2 separate regions of the Homo sapiens genome follow, and region 2 is linked to region 1. Evidence: chromatin loops called from intact Hi-C (ENCODE). Cell type or tissue: chondrocyte. All regions are shown on one strand. Links, peaks and the distances in the headings refer to the core of each region. The heading gives the core; the rest is flanking DNA.

Region 1 (8,322 bases), core at 212-8,211:
AAGCTTATAACAATGGGAAGATCCCTGTAAAGGAATCTGATCCAAAAGACAAGGGGACAGCTGACAGCTGATACTGCTTGCTTGGGCAGTGGGTGTAGCCATTGCCAAAGACCAAGAGCAATGAGGCAGGGAAACTCTCTAAAGAGGGCTGATTACAGAGGGCATGCTTATAAGCATTTATTGCATGTCTGGGAGCATTTACTGTGCAACACATCCCTTGTGTCTGTCTCACCTTCTAAATCACCTATCATTTTTTATGACCACACTTCCTGAGAAGCTACTTAGTTAAGCAGCAAACACTGGACCCCCTCATGTGTGCTGGCCAATGCTAGACACACAGGAGGCAGCTCACAAGAGAACCAGGATTATGGTTAATAATAACTACCCTTTGGTGGACACTTGCTGTGTGTCATACACTGTACTGAGGGCTTTACGTGGATTATGGCTGTTAATCTTCACAACAACCATTGTTATCCACATTTTCTAGATAGGAAAATGGAGGCACTGAAGGGCTAACTAACCCATCGTTGAACCTAGGCGGTCTGACTCCAACGAGTAAGCTCTTGTCCACGCTGCTATATTGCCTCTGGGATGTCTGACTTGGGAACCCCACAGTGCAGCTGGGGAGATGACCAGCCCTCAATGAACAGTTGTCCTCGTAGTCTTTAGTATCTCAGCCCCATCCTCTTTACCCCCTATAAACTCAAGGAAAGAAATACACCTCTTTCCGGCTAAATTACTGCCTCTGGTGGTCCTTCCTCCACGTCCCAACTGAGATCTGGCTTTTCTCCCACTCCCTTCAAATAGCTTCCTTCCCTTTCTTCTCTATTTTCTTATCCTAGCTTTTTAAATAATGGCCTGCGGCCATCTCCACCACCAGGAATGCTCTCTCGTTTTCTCTCTCTGAACCTGGCTTCTAGCCCTAACTCTACTGAAATTCATTTCTCTAAGCTCATCTATAACCTTTTTGTGGCCAAGATCCAAGAGACTTTCTCAGTCCTTGTTTCCATGGCTTCACCAATACGTTTTACTCTGAGAATCTTTTCTTTGCTTCCCCAAATAGCCAGCTTTCCTCCTACCTCTACAACTGTTCATGCTCTTTTCCCTACCATCTCTTTCTCTAAGCTCCTTCAAAGGAATCTGTCTGCACTTCTCTCCTTATGTTGTCTCTGGGGGCGTGCGACGCTCGCAGGACTCAGCAAGCTCAGCTGGGTCATTATCCTACTTTCACCTCTAAGATGAGAATTCTATCTCTCCATCTCCACCCTTCATTCTGCAGCTTGTTTGCTGCGTGACTTTTTGCAAGTCACACAAACTATCTAAGCTTCAGTTTCCTCGTTTCTAAAATGAATATATTGAATCGGATTTGTTATTCTCCACCTAAGATAATGATAAAACCTAACATTTTAACCCACATACCAGGCCAGGCGTAGTGGTTCATGCCTGTAATCCTCCCAGCACTTTGGGAGGCAGAGGCAGGTGGATCATGGAAGTCAGAGGTTCAAGACCAGGCTGGCCAAAATGGCAAAACCTCATCTCTACTAAAAATACAAAAATTAGCTGGGTATGGTGGCGCGCACCTGTAATCCCAGCTACTCAGGAGGCTGAGGCAGGAGAACTGCTTCAACCTGGGAGGTGGAGGTTGCAGTGAGCTGAGATCGCGCCACTGCACTCAAGCCTGGGCAACAAAGGGAGACTCCATCTCAAATTAAAAAAACTGCATACTATGCCAGGCAGGACTAAGTGGAAAATGAAAGCATGGGGTTCTGTGTTCACAGGTTTCATGCCCATGAAGCCAGCTCTAGTACCAGCCTCTGCTCCAAGCATTGTATATGTATGAGCTTATTCAGTCCTCATAGTAACTTTCTGAGGTAGATACAGATGAAGAAAGTAAGGCAGAGATAGGTTAAGCAGTTGCCCAAGGTCAGTTTTTAATTGGTAGAATTGAGGAAAATAACACTTGCCTGTTGGGGCTGTTGTGAGACTCACGGGTGCAGGTGCATAGGGAAGGCTGGTTCCTGTCCAGGGACCCCTCAGCCCGGCCATGCCCATTCTCCGGCAGAGAGTTTGTCCATGTGGTTTCTGCTGCCTATGATGCCCCCTCTTCCTCTGCCTGTCCCCAAGTCTACACTTTCTTCAAAGCTCAGTTCAAGCCCCTCCTCCTCCTCTGAGGGGTTTCTGCAGCCGAGGCAGGCCCACATCTCCCTTCCCCTGGCAGATTTCCTGAGCACCCATAGTGAAGGCAGCCCCCTCCCTGCCTTAGGAGCACTCGCTGGCCTTTGCGTACTCCAGGCTCAGTAATAACCAATCCTACAAGGCCAGAGGAAAAACTTTTTTCTCCATATCCTTGGAGCAGCTTGCTGTAGACTGTCTCACCCACCAGACAGGAAGGCTTTGCGGGCAAAACCTATATTTGAGTTATCTGAGTCTTCACTGTGTCCTCGATAATTGTGATTCTCATAATTCTCCTAAAAGAGTTCTGTCTAGGCTCTGGACCTTTCCCTGGAATGCCTTGCCTCATTGTCCCCTCCTCCATTCACTCCTCAGGTATCGGCTCAGAGATTACCTCCTCCTCCAGGAAGCCTACCCTGTTCTTCTCCCCCAGGTTAAGTGCCTCCTCTGGGCTTCTTTACATGCTGTGCTTTCCCATCAGAACACTTGCCTCCCAGTATCCATCTTCCTAACCATGTTCTGAACATTTGAAGGTAAAGGCCAGGTCTATCTTATCACAGTGCCTGGAACACAGTAAGTTCTCAATAAGTTCGTTTGAACAAATGAATGAACGAATGAATGAATGAAAAAATTAAATGTTGAGCAGGTGCAGTGGCTCACATCTGTAAGCCCAGCTACTTGGGAGGCTGAGGTGGGAGGATCACTTGAGCCCAGGAGTTAGAGACCAGCCTAGACAACATAGCAAGACCCCATCCCTAAAGTTTTTTTTTTAATTAGCTGGGCAGGGTGGTGCATGCCTGTAGTCCCAGCTACTTGGGAGGCTGAGGCGGGAGGATCACCTGAACCTAGGAGTTTGAGGTTGCGGTGAGTTATGATTATGTCATTGCACTCCAACCTGGCAACAGAGACCCCCATCTCTTAAAAAAAAAGTTGGTGAAAACTCTGGGCTCTGCAGGCATCTCAGCACAGGGCTTGGCACCTGATGGGTGCTTATGTACATTTATGAAATGGGTGAGAACAAATCCAGAATTTCTGTTCAGAAGAAGCCTTAGTGGCAGCGGTCTGGTTGGAGGAGTGAGACTAGTGAATTCCTCTTGACAGAACAATGACAAGGTAAACATGAGAGTTGAGAGTCCGTGTTGGGAGCGGAGGCATAAAGGAGAGGTGTCCTAGGCCAGAGGTCAGCAAGCCCAGGCTTGAGGACCAAATCCAGCCCACTGCCTGTTTTGGCACAGCCTGTGAGCTAAGACTGGTTTTTGCTTTTGTTTTTTTGTTTGTTTGTTTTTGAGATGGAGTCTAGCTCTGTTGCCCAGGCTGAAGTGCAGTGGCATGATCTCAGCTCACTGCAACCTCCGCCTCCCAGGTTTAAGCAATTCCTACGCCTCAGCCTCCCGAGTAGCTGGGATTACAGGCATGTGCCACCACACCAGGCTAATTTTTGTATTTTTAATAGAGACAGGGTTTCACCACGTTGGCCAGGCTGGTTTCGAACTCCTGACCTCAGGTGATCCACCCACCTCGGCCTCCCAAAGTGCTGAGGTCACAGGCATGAGCCACCGCACCTGGCCGGTTTTTGCATATTAAAAGAATATTACTACTTTGTGATACATGAAAATTATGGATTCAGATTTCAGTATTCATAAGGTTTCACTGGAACATGGCCACACCTGCTTGTTTCTGTACTGTCTAGGGGTGCCTCAGTGCTATGACAGTAGCTGCAACAGACACACTGAATGTTCACTTTTTGGCCCGCCACAGAAGGAGCTTGCAGATCCCTGCTTTGGCCGTCTAGCTGACCTAGGGGAGGAAGGACGTATGCTGCCAGCCAGCCACAAGGTGTCAGCCTCTCACCATGATGCTGCCAGCCGCGTGGGCTTCTCCAAGTTCTCCAAGGCTTCTCTCCAGGGCCACCTGCGCAGGACCAGGACTGTGGCCCCTAGACCCCGTCCCACCAGGCTATAGTCACTAGTGTGAAAGCCAAAGACATCAAGGCGGGGTGTGGAATCTACATGAGGAGTACAGGCCTGGCTTGGGAAGCCCCATGGCCTGGAGAAGGGTTGGCAGACTTCTCCGGACATGCTCTGTTTCTTTGATTTAGGTTTTATTTGTATTTTGTATACAAAAGATTCTCCAAACAAACTAAAATTGTTTATTTCACCACAAACTATCAATCCAGAAAGGTTGTGGGACTTTTGCACAACCAGATAAGACCGCAGCCCTCTAAGGATGAACCTGCATGAGGGGAACACAGGTCCCTGCCAAGCAGAGTGGCTCCGAAATGGCATCTCTGGCAGGTTTTCTCTCCCTTTCTGTCGAAACCTGGGCCTTGGCCAGGTGTGGTAGCTAATGCCTGTAATCCCAACACTTTGGGAGGCCAAGGCGGAAGGATCGCTTGAGGCCAGGAGTTCAAGTCTAGCTTGGGTAACACAGTGAGATCCTATCTCTACAAAAAAATATTGAAAATTAGGGCAGGAGCGTTGGTGCAAGCCACTACTACTACTAGCTACTTGGGAAGCTGAGGATGGAAGATCTCAAGGAACTCATTGAGCCCAGGAGTTTGAGGCTGCAGGAAGCCATGATTACGCCACTGCACTCCAGCCTGGGTGACGGAGCAAGATCATCTTAAAAAAGCAAAAAAGAAAGAAAGAAAGAAAAAAGAAACCTGAACTCTGTAGCTTCCTTCAGGTGAACAAGCAGTTAGCCCTGTGTGCCAACGATTCAATATGAAAGTGGTAAATTTCACAGGGAATTAAAGGGGAGGATCTAGGAGAGAAGATCCCAAAAGGAAAATAAGCCACTGGAGGTCACAACCCTGGAGGCTCCTCCGATGCCCAGCTGTTTGCGTCAGCCCCTGTGCTAGGTGCTTCACGTGGTTACTCTGGAGAGTCGTCTCGAGATCATCCCCATTTGACACATGAGGAAACAGGAAAGTTCGGGGATGTGAAATTGCTTGCTGGGGTCATTAGCTGTTCGGTGGCAGAGATAGGATTTCAGCCCTTGCCTGCCTGTTCTGAAGCCTGTCCTCTCTATGCCATGCGCCCCCGCCAAGGTCATGCAGGCATACCACTTCAATACCATGCCTTCCTCGCTCACCATGGATCCCCAGGCCGGGCACCCAGCAAATATCCACCGGATGAATAAATGGGTGCAGGCCTGCAAGCACTGCAGCGAACCTTTCCCTGTGCAGTCGCCTAACTTCCAAGACACTTCCAGGAAGAGATGAGGCAGAGAGTCAAAGCTGCGAGCAGGAAATAAGAATCATGACGCATGGTTTTCTGCACACCATGGGCTCTTTTCCCCTTGCTTGTACCCACAGCACTGTGGGCACCGCGGACATACTGCCTGTTCTTGCCTTTTGCTCCTTTCCTCCCCCAGCTCCCACGCGCTTGCTGGCTTCCGTGGCAGGCCCTAGCCCATCTCCTTCTATTACGTGGACATCTGCTCCTAAAGCTGCTTTTCAGTGGCTGCAGGCAATGCCCTAACTTCTAGCCATTTTTCTAAATGAAAACTTGATTCCAGCCGGCTGTCACTGTGAAAGTGCTCTAGGACGGTCCAGATAACCAGATTCTAGCCCTTCCTGCGACTCATTGGGTGACTTTGGACAAATTTCCTCACCTTGGGCCCTCCTTTCTATGCTAGCTTTTGAAAGGAAGCATGCAGACAGGGCCATCCTTGAGCAGCTAGAGGCCTGCAGGCCCAGTGCCACCTAGTCTGGACCACCCAGGAGATGAAGACCATGCACTTAGGACAGATGAAGAAAGGAGAAGCCTTCCTAGAGGAAAGGATTAGATCAGGAGGGACTTTTGATAAACCCAGTCCTTAAGAAATTAAATCACAGCAGAACCCCATTTGGCATATACGGTATTAGAAGTCAGGAATGAGACAGAAAGGGTCATGATCAATTCTAGAACCTCTATGACACATCCTGTTTATTCACCTGGCTAATTCTCTGTACTGAATGGCAGTCAAGTCTTCAATCATTTAACAAATAGGTATTAAGCATATATTGTGGCTGCAGAGCTGAGCCAGGCAGGTGAGGCACCAGTGCTCACAAAGCCCGCTCTCCAGGCTCAGGAACCCCAAGGACAGATGGGTACCTATCGTGCCAGGCAGCAGCACATGGCATCTAGAAGCAGGGCTTTCCTCAGTCCCTAGCTGGGAGAGCAGAAGCTGCAAGGGGAAGGGCGAGAAGTCCAGGCCTGCCTAACTGTGCAAGGTCTCTGGGCTGATCTCATGGTTACTTAGCCCCAGAACATACTCACGGCTGTGCCTGCCCTTCTTGCCCTTCTCCTCACTCAACCTTGGACTGGTTCTGCTCACTGAGCTGGGGGTACCTGATTTGCAGCAAACCTCCTGCCCCTGGAACAGCAGTGCAGACGATCAGCAGCAGCCACTACGTCCTTTGGGCAGGGAGGCAGGAGTGTGGCGCACTGCCAGATGAGAAATTGCATCCCTAGCGCACGGCAGGGCTAATTAGCTGCTAAGGGGGCTTTGTCAATGTTCACTGAGAATGTGGTCATGACAGGCAGGTAGCGATTCCTGCTTGGCCTGACTTGAGTGTGGAAGGCTCTCTGCTGTCAGCACTGGCTGCTTTTGGAGGTGGGTCCACCGCTGGGCACACACAGGTATGTGCAGTGGTACTGTCTGTGCAGGACGTAGCTGAGCCTGAAGGAAGAGGGACAGACTGGCAGGAAACCTGACAGGGAGCTGAGTGGAGTGAGGCAGATGTGTGTACATAAACACACCTGTCATGGGGAATATAAGGTGGTAAAGAACTAAGAAAGATAACCAGAACAGAAAGGAAAGATGCTACTGCGTCTCCCAGGAAGCAGCGTCTCAGGCAAGTCAGCCAACCTCTCTGGGCCAGGGTGCTGTGTCCAAGGTACCCAGGGCAGAGAGTGCATTGAAACACTTCGGAGAAGTGGCCTGTGCAGGCCACCAGGTCAGGACTGTGAAGAAAAGAGCCAGTGCTCTCAACGGGGGCACTTTTACCCCCCAGGGGACATGTGGTAACATCTGGAGACATTTTTGGTGGTCTCATCTGAAGGAGTGCTAGTGGCATTTAGTAGGTGGAAGCTAGGGATGTTGCTAAACGTACTATAATGCACAGGGCAGCCCCATCCCCAACAGAGGATTCTGCAGCTCCAAAGCATCACCATTGCCAAGACCCTGAGCTCAAGGAACAGACTCAGACCTGCATTCTCTGTGACGTGGGATCTGGGGAGAGTTGTGTGCCTCCTCATCTGAAAGATGGGGATAATGAACCTTAGCCAGGCTGGGCGTGGTGGCTCATGCCTGTAATCCCAGCAGTTTGGGAGGCCAAGGCAGGCAGATCACCTGAGGCCGGGAGTTCAAGATCAGCCTGACCAACATAGTGAAACCCTGTCTCTACTAAAAATACAAAAATTAGCCGGGCGTGGTGGCGCGTGCCTGTAATCTCAGCTACTCAGGAGGCTGAGGCCAGAGAATCACTTAAACCCAGGAGGTGGAGGTTGTAGCGAGCTGAGATGACGCCACTGCACTCCAGCCTGATCGACAGAGCAAGACATTGTCTCAAAAAAAAAACAAAACAATTACTTGCGCTTCTCATCATACAACCTTATGAGACCCACTCCCCCAATACACAGGAAAACTGTTACCTTTCTAAAGGGCTCTTTGTTGAGCTTTTCTTAGTTTGAAACCTTCATGTTACTAAAGCATCTAGCATGGTGACTGGCATATAGTAGGTGCTCAATAAATATGAAAAAGAGAAAAGCAATACAGTAGTAAACAAAAACAAAACAAAAAAATAGCCTGGCCGGGTACGGTGGCCTGTAATCCCAGCACTTTGGGAGGCCAAGGCGGGCGGATCACAAGGTCAGGAGATCAAGACCAACCTGGCTAACATGGTGAAACCCTGTCTCTAATAAAAATATAAAAAAATTAGCCAGGCATGGTGGTGGGCACCTGTAGTCATAGCTGCTCAGGAGGCTGAGGCAGAAGAATGGCGTGAACCCGGGAGGCGGAGCTTGCAGTGAGCCAAGATCGCTGTCACTGCACTCCAGCCTGGGCAACAGGGTGAGACTCTGTCTCAGAAAAAAAAAAGAAAAAAAAAAAAGAAATAGCCCACTTTCCCCTCTTTGGCCAGTTTCTTCCATATCTCTGGGTCTC
Region 2 (8,322 bases), core at 158-8,157, 410 kb after region 1:
CACGCCACTGCACTCCAGCCTGGCAACAGAGCAAGACTCCGTCTCAAAGAAAAAAAAAAACTTTAGCCACTTATGATTATAATTAACTCCCTAGAAGATGTGAACAACCCTCTCCTTTTCCCGCCACGCAGTCCCCTGCCCACCCACACGATGCCCAGCCCAGGATGACACCTCCACTCCACCTTTGCACATGCCAATCTATCTGCCAGGCACACCCTCTCCAACCCTCAGCTGATGAGTGTCTTCCAAAACCAGCCCCTGAGAAGACGTCCCTGACACTCTACGTCCACCCTCACTACTCCCAGCACCTTATCTAGCAGCAGCACCTGCGGATCGCGTAGGCACACGAGGCTGTGCACGCAGCTCTCTACACCCACGGTGGCATTTCAGCCTTCCTAACCAGATGGACATGGGTATTATTAACTTCTCTTGAGAGCTGGGGAAATAGAGGCACGGAGAGGCACGTGGCTTACTCAGGGTCCCACAGCCAGTGGGTGGAGGCCCTGGGACCAGAACCTGGCCTGACAGCACAGAGCAAACCTCCAGCTGGTTGTGCAGCCGAGGGGATGGCAGCCTTCCCCACAGCATTGTCAGGGACTGTGAGCTCGGGCTCAGGGCTGCCCCTGAGCTCCCCAGGGTCTGCCTCGCCCCTGCGCCACAGCCTGGGTCGGGGGAACTATCACCTCTCTGGCCAGGCCTTGGCAGTGACTGCCCTCGTTTCTTACTGGAGAAAACAGCACTTTTCATATGTAAATGACTCAGGCAGTATGCTTAAGGAAGCAAGGCAGTGCCTTGAGAGATGTACAGGCTGGGGGTGGGGTGGGGCGGGGGCACATTTAGAGATAATTCAGCCCCATCTTGCCAAGGCCCAGAGAGAGGCGGTGACTTAGGAAAGGTCACACAGAGAGGAACCAGAACCCAGACTCCCAACTCCTAATTTGGCGCTTCCTTCCTCCCTCCCCAACCACCTCTCTGCTGTCTTCCTCTCTTTATCCATCAGAGGCTGAGTGGCCTGAACAAGGACCTGCAGGGGTGGGGTGGAGAGACATGTATTTTATACGATTCTGTAAGCAGCACCATGATGTCCATGTCCCCCGCTCATCCTGGACAAAGTTGAGAGCCACGTATTTAATCCAGTTTATCCTCCTGCTTTGTTTGTACGAGTAGGGAAACCGAGGCCCAGAGATGCCAAGGGACTTCTCAGGTCACACAGCAGGCATATGGCAGAGCTAAGACCAGAACTTTTATTCTCTGACCCACACTTGCATCTTCCTGGTTGTTCATGCTGGAGCTTTGCAGCCTTTGCTGTATTTTTAAACCGCAGGCAACCAGCCCACTCCTCATGGCTTTGCAATTAATAACCCGTCATTTGACTGCGCCCATCACCAGCTCTCTAGCTTGCCCTCTAGAAATGAGACTAAAAGCTACGGGCTACTGTTGAAAAGACTGTGTCCCGGCTGGGCACGGTGGCTCACGCTTGTAATCCCAGCACTTTGGGAGACCGAGACGGGTGGATCACAAGGTCAGGAGTTGGAGACCAGCCTGGCCAACACAGTGAAACCCCGTCTCTACTAAAAATACAAAAATTAGCTGGACGTGGTGGTGGGCACCTGTAATCCCAGCTACTCGGGAGACTGAGGCAGGAGAATCTCTTGAACCGGGAGGTGGAGGTTGCAGTGAGCCAAGATCATGCCACTGCACTCCAGCCTGGGTGACAGGGCTAGATGCTGTCTCAAAAAAAAAAAAAAAAAAGACTGTGTCCCAGGGCAGAAGCAGCTCAAACCATAAGTAGGAGAAATGTCTGCAGGAAAATCATATTTTAAAAAAAAGAAAATAAAAAAACCAGGCAACTATGAAATCTCTCTAGGAAGCACTTCTGAGAGCCTGAGCCACCCCTTCCCCACCTCAAGTCACTAATCCCCTGGTGGCTCTGGGCAGGGGACCTGGCACCTGAGGACAAAACTGTCTGTCCCGCGAAATGAGGGTTAGACCAATGGACTTTAAGCCCCACGTGCTCCAACAGCCTGCGGCTCCCGCAGAATCGCCTGTGAGTATCTGCAGGGCCCTTCCAGGGGAACACCAGCTGCTGGAGGGCCAGTGCTCCCAGTAACTCCCCAGTGCTGGTTCTGAGAGAACCAGGCTGTCCTCTGAGAAGCGGAATCAGGCTCAGGGGCGGGAAGCCGACACTCCCCCAACTGCCCAGCGGTGGCCACTAGCAGGAGGAGACCCTGAGGAAAGGCTCGGAGCCCGCTCGGAGCTCCTCTGTAATTGGAGCGCAGGGGGATGTTGGGCACAGGGTCAATCCCTGCCTTCCCAGAGGCCAGGGCAGGCTGGTGCTGGGGACCGGGAGTGTCCTCCACCTCCGGGGAGCAGCTTAATGAACTCCCCACACAGCAGGAGAGGAACCAGGAGGAGCAAAGAGGACCTGGAGGGAGAGGCACAGGCGCCCACACACACGTGCAAGGCGCACGCACGCTCTTCACACACACACACCCTCACAGGCACACACATGCTCGCTACACACACACTCTTCATACACACACCCTCACAGAGACATACACACTCTTCACACACGCGCTCTCACAAACACACCCTCACAGGCACACACATGCACTTCACACACATACCCTCACAGGCACACCCCTTCATGGACACACGCACGTTCAGAGGCGCACACACACCCTTGACACATACACACCCTTTCACACACACCCTCACAGGCACACACACAAACACGTCACACATACACCCTCACAGGCGCACACACACACTTCACACACACACACCCTCACAGGCACACCCCTTTATGGACGCACACACGCTCAGAGGCACACACACACTCTTGACACGTACACACCCTTTCACAGACATACACACCCCCACAGGCACACATAGGCTCATAGACACACGCATGTTCACAGGCACGCATACTTTCATAACACACCTCCTCACAGCACACACACCCTCACAGCCACACACCCCTCACAGGCATACCCCCTCGCAGCACACATACACACACAGGCACACACACACACAGGCACACACACCCTCACAGGCACACACACATCACAGCAAACACTCTCACAGGCACACACACCCTCACAGGCACACACACACAAGCACACATATGCTCAGGCATGAACATATTCATAGGCATACACAGACACCCTCCCAGGCAGACACAGCACACACCCTCACAACACACACACTTTCATAGGCACGCACTCTCACATGTACACACCCTTACATGTGCCCATTCACGTGTGCAGGCTTTCACATTTGCTCACTTGTGCACACACATCCTCAGATGCACACATTGTCACATGCACACACACTCTCCCATGTACTTACATGTGCACACGCACCTCACAGGCACATACTCACCTGTGCACACCCTTCATTGCACACACACTCGTGCACACACGTCCTCACACGTGTTCTCTGGTGGACACACACCCTCACACCCACACACACCCTCACACCCACACACACCCTCACACAGATGTAGAGAAGCCCGCCTGGCAAGAGCGAGGCCTCCGCCCGTGTCCCGTCCCATGCCCCTAAGCCCGCCTGCAGCCTCAGCGGTCCCATCACAGTGCTGCCCCCTGCTGGGCAGACCCTAGACCGGACAAGAGGTTCAGATCAAGATCACGTACAAACATCCCTTGTGTGCGACCCTCTGCAACGTGCACACACCTCTGGAAGGTGGCGGTGCCTGTGGGCTCCGTGGCCTGGAGTGTGACCATGGTCCCATGGCAGCTGCCTGCTGAGGGCAGCCCCCGCCGTCCCCCAGGACAGAAACAAGCAGCACTGTGGGTGGGAGCCAGGAGCGACGTGGCCCTCTGTGCTGGCCCCTGAGAGCTGAGGTCCCTCCCGCCCACCCAGGTGCCCACACCAGACACTCAAGGAGGACCTGGACTGGGCCCAGCAGTCCCTCTCCCACCCACTTGCTGCTCTGCATCCCACCCCCACCCCTGCCCAGTACCGGCCATTCGCTCACACCTGTTCCAGGAGCAGTCCCATGTCCAGCTCACCCCCACTGCCCCCCCCACCGCCCCCCCCACACCGCACTCTGGCCAGGGGTGTTTCTAAAGCAACCACTTGCTAACCTCTTCCTATGCTCCCACTGCCCTCAGGCACATGGTCCATGCCCAGGCCCTGTCCTCTCCAGCCTCATGCCCCACCCCTTGGTCCACCCAGCCTGTAACCCCCAGCTCCTGCAGCTCCCTCCCCAAGCCCTTTACACTCCCTGAACCCCCGCTACTGCCGCCCAGCCCTCCCCCTCCACCTACTCAATCCCCATCCTCCCCTGGGTCTCAACTCAGACATCCCCTTCTCCCGGAGGCCTCCCGACCCCCAGCCCCATTCTCCCTGCCTCCTCATGCCCGGCACAGGAGCATGTATAGCTCTGTGGTCCTGGCACAGTACACAGCTCAGTACACCTGCTGTGTCCATTTCACACGTGTCTTTGGCGCGCCTTCTGTCCGCCAGGCAGAGTTCTGGGTGCTGAGTGTACGGAGGCCACCTTTTGGCTCATTTCCCAGTAAAGTCAGGTGGGGCACATGGGAGAAAATCACACACTGTTGGGGAAGGTGTGCTGGTTTGGCTTGGTCCTTCCTGAACTGCTGTTTGGTCACACTGAATTGCTGTGTGACCCTGGACTAGCCACGACCCTCTCTGGACCTTAGTTTCCTCATTTGTTAAATGTGGGAAAGATGGTTTTGAACTAGGTGATCTTCAAGGAGCCCTCTGGGATTGGAGGGGATGAGGACAGAGAGAAGCTGGCCCTAAAATGGCCTCTCCGCATGTCCCCTCCCTGTGCCCAAGGGGGTCTCCCTAGGGCAGTGGGAAGGGGCCAGGCTGGTAGAGCTGAACTCCCCCTCCCCCTCCCGCACAGCTTTGGTTCCCACTACTCACTTGCCCTACCTCGCCTCCCAAACCCTTCCCCAAGACCCTCACAGTAGCACTGAGGACCCCCAGCGTTTTCTATCGTATTGTGACCTTGAGACCCCAGCCCCCAGGCCCCCTCTGTGCCCTACCCAAGCCAAGCCAGTCCCTCTCAGAACAAAGCAGGATTGGGCCACCCTCCAGGCTCAGAAAGCTCTGCCACCCTCCTGGTCACCTTGCTCCACAGATATTCTGAAGCATGGCCTCTCCTGCCCCGCCAGGCCTGCCCAGACTGACTGATGCATTCTGCAAGCCCGGGGTCAGGCCAGCCCCACAGGGCGCTCAGGATGGATGGACCACAGAGGTTGGCTGGGTGGGGTGGGTGACAGAGCCCCAAGGCCCCAGGGCTAGGAATAAAGGAATGGGGACAGCACTACCTGTGGAGGGGGAGCAGGTGCCAGGAGACCTGTACTCTTTGGCAGATGGGGAAACAGAAGCTCAGGCAGGGAAGAGAAGCAAGGGGTCAGACACAGCCAGGAAATAAACTGGGCTGAGGACAGACAGAACTCTGTTCAGATTCCAGCTCTGCCGCTGAATTGCTGTGTGACTTTGTGTGAGTCACTTAACTTCTCTGAGCCTCCCACAGGTTGTTGAGCCATCAGATGTCAAGTTCCTGGACCATAGGAAGTGGGTAAATGCGTATAAAAGCCCCAGGCAGCCAGGTGCAGTGGCTCATGCCTGTAATCCTAGCACTTTGGGAAGCCAAGGTGGGTGGATCACCTGAGGTCAGGAGTTCGAGACCAGCCTGACCAATATGGTGAAACCTCATCCCTACTAAAAATACAAAAATTAGCCAGGCATGGTGGCACATGCCTGTAGTCCCAGCTACTCATGAGGGTGAGACAGGAGGAGAATTGCTTGAACCTGGGAGGCAGAAGTTGCAGTGAGCCAAGTTCACACCACTGGACTCCAGTCTGGGCAACAGAGCTACGGGCTGTGTCTCAAAAAAAACAAACAAACAAACAAACAAACAACAACAACAAAAAAAAACCAGGAAGGCAGGCAGGGCCCTCATCCTCTCTTTCCCCAGTCTTCACCCCATTCCTAGAAGAGAGCAGTGAGGAGTCAGAAGACCTAACTGACTCCAGCCTTTGCTACTCACTGGCAGTGCGTCCCTGGGCAGGTAACCTCGTGTCTCCAAGTCTTAGTTTTTTCATCTGTAAAATGGCAACAGCTCACCTCCCTCAGAATGACTGTAAGGCTCAAAACAGGTCATGGACATGAAAACTCTACAGGGCTTATGGTTGCAAGATAACCTCTCTTAATACTAGGTGGGTGGGCAGGTGGATGGATGTGTGGGTGGACAGATGGATGGATGGACAGGTGGATGGGTGGATGAGTGGATGGACAGGTGGATGTCTGGCTGACTATACAGATGAATGAATGGACAAATGGAAAGATGGCTAGAAAGATGAGCAGATGTATGTATGTACGTATGGATGGATGGATGGATGGATGGATGGATGGATGGATGGACAGGTGGATGGGTGGACAGGTAGATGGATGGACGGGTGGGTGAATGGATGGATGAGTGGATGGATGGATGGATGGGTGGGTGGATGGATGGGTGGGTGGATGGATGGACAGGTGGATGGGTGGACAGGTAGATGGATGGACAGGTGGGTGGGTGGACAGGTGGGTGGGTGGATGGGTGGGTGGGTGGATGGATGGATGGATGGATGGATGGATGGATGGATGGATAGACAGGTGGATGGGTGGACAGGTAGATGGATGGATGGATGGATGGATGGACGGACGGACGGATGGATGGATGGATGGACAGGTGGATAGGTGGACGGGTGGATGGATGAACCGGTGGCTAGGCATATGGGTGAGTAGGTACATCGATCTGTGGTGGGTGAATGACAGAGCTCGACTTCTAAGTCAGTCAGCACAAGTGAGGGAGTCAGGTTTCATTGCCCCAGTGAAATGCTCTACGACGTCCTCCTTCAAACTAAGCAACTTCTTTTCCTATGGGTGCTTGCCTTGACATCCTATGAAGACCACTCTCCCATAAACTCTTCGTCCCTGAAAAGCCAGACTCCCCAGCATGCTCTCCAGACTCTCCTGGGACTCAGAAGCATTGGGACCACCTGCCAGTGTCTTCAGGCCCATGAGCTCTATGGGAGCAGGGCACATCTGTCTAGATAGACACCGCAGGATCCCTGAGCACACCCGGGCCCTAATCAGTCTTCTCCAAGTGAACGAAGCAGGGTGGGGGGGTGGGCATTGGCTAGGTAGGCCAGGGATGGGTTGGCCAGGGATGGATCAGCCAGGAATGTGTGGACAGGGCGGGGCTGACTCACTGGGCACGCGGTTGATGGCTTTGAGGGGCCTCAGGACGCGCACGGTGCGGATGGCTGACAGGTTGATGTTCTGAAGGTCCAGGGAGTACTCGACCATCCTGCAGAGAAAGGAGAGAGAGTGAGGGATGGTGCTGGAGGCCAGCTGGGGCCAGGGCCCGGGCCACAGCATTCTCCAGCCACCTGCGCACTACTGCCTGGACAGGGCAAGTAAAGACAGCAGTCGGATCTCCAGCTACACCTGGCCAACATGTGGCCTGGGGTTGGTGGCCCTTGTCTCCTCCTCTGTAAATGGCGCCGGTGACAGATGTGGGCAAGGGCTTAGAGCATGAAGGGAGCACAGATGTTGGGCTCCCACTGTGTGCCCAGCGCTGTGCCAGGTGGCTCCTGCCCCAGCGCATCCTCCTGGCCCGTGGCCCATGTCAGCCCCAGCTTCCACAGCAGCCTCTGAAAGTGGGAGGAACATCTCCTGCACCAAACGGCTCCACACCCCACATCCCTTCCATGCTCAACTAGCCCTGCAGCTCTTTGGAGGCAGTTTGCCTCCTTCAGGAAGTCTTCCCAGATCTCCCTCAAGAGGCAGACCTCTGAGGTCCCTTCACGGTGGAAGCACAGCAAACCTCATTTGAGGGCGACTGGGAGATGGGCCCGGCCTGCATTTCCAGGATGACCCCCCCTGCCCCCCATCACCAGACCCTTCCCCTGGCACCTCCCACCCCAGGACTTCAGCACTGCTGCCAGCTCCACCTGTCACCACCCATGTCACCACTGTCAGTAGGAAATGAAGGCTTTTCCTACATGCTGCACAAACCTGTCCGACTGTTGTGAAGCTGCCACCCCCTCCCGCTGCTTGAAGAGTCATTGAGTGAAAGCTCCATTCGTTCCCTGAAATGCCACCACCATCCATCCCCCACCCGCTGGAGCGCATGCACACACACTTCCATACCTGTGTGCACACACGCACAGTCACACACCTGCATACACAGAGTCACGTACATGCACACAACCACACACCCACAGTCACACCCATGCACACAGTCACACACGCACACAACCACACACCCACAAACAC

The links. A loop is a pair of places that touch in the nucleus more often than their neighbours do. Peaks named below come from ENCODE experiments on the same cell type or tissue, not always from the same donor. Only the 100,000 strongest peaks of a DNase experiment are listed, where the experiment ranks them.
Region 2: it touches region 1 in a loop (8-fold over the local background); 60 of 110 quality-filtered maps call a loop at or near these places.

What each region holds. Positions count from the first base shown.
Region 1 is chr22:40,032,508-40,040,829 of GRCh38, reverse strand. It overlaps FAM83F (family with sequence similarity 83 member F), which reads right to left. Exons shown (of 5, transcript NM_138435.4): 5 at 1-8,322. Among named protein-coding and RNA genes, the nearest start is that of TNRC6B-DT, 7.9 kb to the left of the region's middle. In chondrocyte, for the core only: CTCF peaks have their summits at 3,798 and 4,005 (motif pointing right); no DNase peak of the experiment used is centred there.
Region 2 is chr22:39,618,339-39,626,660 of GRCh38, reverse strand. It overlaps CACNA1I (calcium voltage-gated channel subunit alpha1 I), which reads right to left. Exons shown (of 37, transcript NM_021096.4): 4 at 7,254-7,351. Among named protein-coding and RNA genes, the nearest start is that of CACNA1I, 52 kb to the right of the region's middle. RefSeq lists enhancers at 163-457, 3,446-3,555, 3,586-3,685. In chondrocyte, for the core only: CTCF peaks have their summits at 3,428 and 3,627 (motif pointing left); no DNase peak of the experiment used is centred there.